Linked DNA regions of Homo sapiens: region 2 is linked to region 1. Evidence: read pairs that join two places in POLR2A ChIA-PET (ENCODE). Cell type or tissue: MCF 10A. All regions are shown on one strand.

Evidence for each region. Peaks named below come from ENCODE experiments on the same cell type or tissue, not always from the same donor. Only the 100,000 strongest peaks of a DNase experiment are listed, where the experiment ranks them.
Region 2: POLR2A ChIA-PET joins it to region 1 with 5 read pairs; 1 of 35 experiments calls an interaction of 5 or more read pairs at or near these places.

Annotation. Positions count from the first base shown.
Region 1 is chr1:246,704,348-246,706,847 of GRCh38, forward strand. No RefSeq gene overlaps it. Among named protein-coding and RNA genes, the nearest start is that of SCCPDH, 19 kb to the right of the region's middle. In MCF 10A, no CTCF peak of the experiment used is centred here; a DNase peak (open chromatin) is centred at 1,184.
Region 2 is chr1:245,471,975-245,474,474 of GRCh38, forward strand. All of the region lies in intron 4 of KIF26B (kinesin family member 26B), which reads left to right. Among named protein-coding and RNA genes, the nearest start is that of KIF26B-AS1, 240 kb to the left of the region's middle. In MCF 10A, no CTCF peak of the experiment used is centred here; no DNase peak of the experiment used is centred here.

The DNA of each region.
Region 1 (2,500 bases):
GGGGGTGGAGGTTGCAGTGAGCCAAGACTGCACCACTGCTCCAGCCTGGGCGACAAGAGCAAGACTGTTAAAAAAAAAAAAAAAAATCACCAATGTAGTATTCTTGCTGAATTTTTAAACCTGGATCCAATTCTGAGGATACAGTCAGACAAATCCAGATTGTGTGACATTCTACATGTCAACTGGCCTGAACTCTTCAAAAATGTCAGTCATAAAAGATTTTTTTAAAAGAGGTTACTCTTCCAGATTCCAGGAGGTTAAAGAGACATGACAACCAAATGTATAATCCTCGATTGAAGATTGAAGCCTGGATTTTAAAAAATATTATGAGACATTTTCAAGACAATTTGAAATGTGAATATATTCCAGCTATTAGTTCATATTATTGTAACAATGTTACATTTCTTCAGTGTGATAATGGTGCTATGATTATGTAGGAGAATGTCTTTGTTCTCAAGAAATAAGTGAATGCTAGAAAATTTTAGGGGCGAAGGTCAGTATATTTGCAACTTTTAAATGGTTCAGAAAAAAATATATGTATGGAGATAGAGAAAAACAGTGGCAAAATGTTAACAATTAGTGAATTAAGAAGAGCATATGGGTATTTATTGTATTATTATCATTTTTTAATCTTTCTGTGGACTTGGAGATTTTTTTTTTTTTTTTTTTTGAGATGGGGTCTTGCTCTGTCATCCAGGCTGGAGTACAGTGGCATGATCATAGCTTACTGCAGCCTTGAACTCCTGGGCTCAAGTGATCCTCCCCTCTCAGTCTCCTGAGTAGCTGGGACTACAGGTGTGCACCACCACTCCTGGCTAATTTTCCTATTTTTCTGTAGAGTCAGGATCTCATTATGTTGCCCAGGCTAGTCTCAAACTCCTGGGCTCAGGTGATCCTTCTGCCTCAGCCTCCCAAAGTGTTGAGATGGCAGGCGTGAATGTGCCTGACCTGACTCGAAGATTTTTTAAAAAATAAATCTCAAAGAGAAAAAGAATGTGGTGTAAAACCATCTTAATGGTAAACTTATTTTCCCTTTCTCTGTTTTTTTCTATAGTGAGGCCGTACTGAAAGAATGTGATGTAAAACCGTCTTAGTGGTAAACTTATTTTCCATCTCTCTGGTTCTTTCTATAGTGAGGCAGTACTGAAAGAATGTAGCAAGTGAGTTGAGCAATTTCAGACATTCAGACAACGCCCAAATATCTTGTGGGAAATCTTTTCTGCCCATAAACATAAGTCAGAATCTATTTTCTGGAAGGCTAAATAACCAATTACTTATTGCTATGATTCATAAGTAAAGAAAGACACTACTTTCCCTCCCCCATTATCAAAACATGATCTAGTAAAAAAGTTTGGAAACTCTATTTGTTCACCAAGATTTTGCTTCCCCAGACCTTTATGTTTGCAATGGCCATAGAAGTAGTTCAGGTTCACGTACTGATATATACAGACAGGCCCAAGCCATACTTCAATAAACGTACCATAGATGTGAAATACAGGATAGAGAGCAAGAGCTTTTGGCACGGTAATCTTAGATGTGGAAATTTACTCTAATACGATTATTAAGAAGGAAAAGTTATATAAGAATATGTATAGTGAGCCAGGCGCGGTGGCTCACGCCTCTAATCCCAGCACTTTGGGAGGCCGAGGCGGGCGGATCACAAGGTCAGGAGATTGAGACCATCCTGGCCAACATGGTGAAACCCCGTCTCTACTAAAATTCAAAAAATTAGCCAGGCATGGTGGCATGCACCTGTAATCCCAGCTACTTGGGAGGCTGAGGCAGGAGAATCGCTTGAACCTGGGAGGCAGAGATTACAGGAGGTTGCAGTGAGCCGAGATCACACCACTGCACTCCAGCCTGGAGACAAAGCAAGAGTCCGTCTTAAAAAAAAAAAAAAGTGACAAATTGGAAAAGGTCTAAATGTACATCTGTAGGGAAGTACTTAAATTATGTCTACCAGTACTATGTGGATTTTTTTCGTTAATTTGAATATAATGTGAAATCAGAAAAAAATGGCCATCAAATAATGTTAAGGATATTTATTAAGTGCACCAAAACATTATATTCTATACCTTAAACATATACAATTTAAAAACGTTAAGGACCCAGCCAGAGCAATTGGCAAGAGAAAGAAATAAAGGGTATCCAAATTGGAAATGAGGAATCAAATGGCCTATTTGCAGACAATATGATCTTTGCAGTTGATCCTTAAACAACGCAGGTTTGAACTTCACAGATCTACTTATACGTAAACTTTCTTCCATCTCCATCTCTGCTGCCCTTGAGACAGCAAGACCAACCCCACCTGTTCCTCCTCAGCCTACTCAGCCTGGTCCCAGGTACTTGGGAGGCTGAGGTGGGAGGATCACTTGAGCTTGGGGACGTGGAGGTTAAAGTGAGCTGAGTTTGCACCACCATTTACAATAGCTACAAAAATAAAAATACCTAGAAATAAATTTAACCAAGGAGGTGAAAGATATCTATCAGGAAAACTTTA
Region 2 (2,500 bases), 1.2 Mb before region 1:
AGAGATGGGGTTTCACCATGTTGGCCAGGCTGGTCTCAAGCTCCTGACCTCAGATGATCCGCCCACCTCGGCTTCTCAAAGTGCTGGGATTACAGGCGTGAGCCACTGCGCCCAGTCAGATCTTACATTCTGATAGAGGGATATAGACAATAAACAAGCCAGAAAATACCTGCCAGTCAAAAAGCTGTGATGGGAACCAGCCAGGCAAAGATCTAGAGGGAGAGCACCAGGCCTGTCTCCACTTATGTGAGACGTACAGAAACACACAGCGCCTTGCCCGTGGGAGGTTCTCACCACGTATTTATTGAGGAATAAATGAGTGAATGGATGTATTCATTGGCCTGCTTGTAAAACCTTCACCAGTGGACTCTTGGCTTTTAGAACTTTATTACAGGTTGAGTAATATCTGAAATATCCCTTATTCAGAACACTTGAAACCAGAGGTGTCTTGGATTTTGAATTTTGGGGGGTTTGGAAATATTTCTACTGTACTTATATTTATCAAGTGAGCACCCTAAAATGAAAATCTGAAGTCCTGAATGCTGCAGTGAGCATTCTCTTTGAGCATCATGCTGGTGCTTAAAAAGTTTTGGATTCTGGAGCATTTTGGGTTAGGGATCTTCAACCGGTATGCTAACAATAGTGATCTTATGTAGTATTTTCCCTCCAAAGAGATTTGAGAGAGAAATAAGTGGCTGCCGTGGTTGGCCGTCTTTCTCTGGCTCACTTCACCTTGTTGCCCTCGGATAACTCCAGTGAACTCCTTCTTACTTTTCAAGGCCATGGCTCTTCCAAGCAACCTCCCTGAGCCCCTTGGGCTGGGTCAGGAGGGTTCCCCAGGCCTGCATGGACCTACAATGTGCTACTGAAATGATCATTTATGTGTCTGTCTCTTTCTCTAAACAGTGGGCTCCCCCAGACTGGGCACAAAGTTATTTACCTAATGTAGCCAAGAGGTAGGTGTGCAAGAATTGTTTTCTGTTGAGATGAAAATCACCAAGCCTGGTCATTTGCTTTCTGTGTAGACAGCAGTGTGTTGTTCACTTAGGACTCTGCTCTCTGTCTCGTGCAACTTACCCTTTATTTAGGGAAAATGAACAATCTGTAAACAATAAGAGAACACTGGCAAATCAATACAGTCAAGACCTGTGGGAAAATGTAGAGGTGTCAAGAGTAAGAGAATAAGCTGAGGGAGCAGGTGTGGATCACCATGGTCTCCTTTGACTTGCTCAATAAAGACCCTCTGACCAAAGGTTAGCTGCAAACGCCTTTGTTTTGGAGGGCTAGTATGCAGTGGTTTCGTGATGTGTCTTTTATATGGTCTCATGGTTTTCAATTTCTTAATTGATGTTTCTGATTTACCTGAAAGCTTTAAATGTTCATGATCTTGGCTTGGTACACATTAGACATTAAGGTTTACAACCGATGCCTGTCATTGCCATTTGAATGTGTTGGTGACATTCCTGGTGTGGCAAGCTAGGCGAGTGTGCCCCCATCGACAAAAGAGGCTGAATTCTATATTCTGCACTATATGGACTGCCTTTCTCTTTCACTCACTTGCTTTTTAAATGACACAATTCATCCCATTCTTAATGGGGGTTGGGGGAGAAAGGAAGAAGGAAACGAAAGCAAGCAAAAGAACCACTCAGTGCCCGCAACTGTTATTATGATCTTGGTATATAGCTCTAAATACTTTCAAAAATATACTTGAAATACTTTCATAGGTTTTACAACAAATAGGATTATACAACCAATTTTATCACAGTGAATTTCCAAGTCAATAACTGCTTTTCAGACTATGTTCCAAGGAGGGGCCGGGGTTGCCCAGCTCAAGAGAACAGGAATCCCTGCAAAGGGCCAGGGGCCCGTCAGTGGCTCCTCCTCAGTGCAGCTCTGCTCTCTCGGTTTTTTTATTGATACATAATAGAGGTACATATTTTGGGGGTGCATGTGATAATTTAATACGTTCATATCATTGTAAAGATCCAATTGGTGTCATTGGGATACCCATTACCTTAAATATTTCCCCTTTCTTTATGCTAGAAACATTTGAGTTCTTCTGTTCTAGCTATTTTGAAATATACAATAGATTATTGTAAACTGTAGTCACCTACTGATCTGTCAAACAGTAGGTCCTTTTTTTTTTTTTTTTGAGATGGAGTCTCGCCCTGTCACCCAGTCTGGAGTGCAGTGGCATGATCTCAGCTCACTGCAACCTCTGCCTCCCGGGTTCAAGTCATTCTCCTGCCTCAGCCTCCCGAGTGGCTGGGACTACAGGTGCCCGCCACCACATCTGGCTAATTTTTTGTATTTTTAGTAGAGATGGGGTTTCACCACATTAGCCAAGATGGTCTTGATCTCCTGACCTCGTGATCCACCTGCCTCAGCCTCCCAAAGTGCTGGGATTACAGGCGTGAGCCACTGCTCCTGGCTTTTTTTTGTTGTTGTTTTTTTTTTTTTGGAGTCTCACTCTGTCGCCTGGGCTGGAGTGCAATGGTGC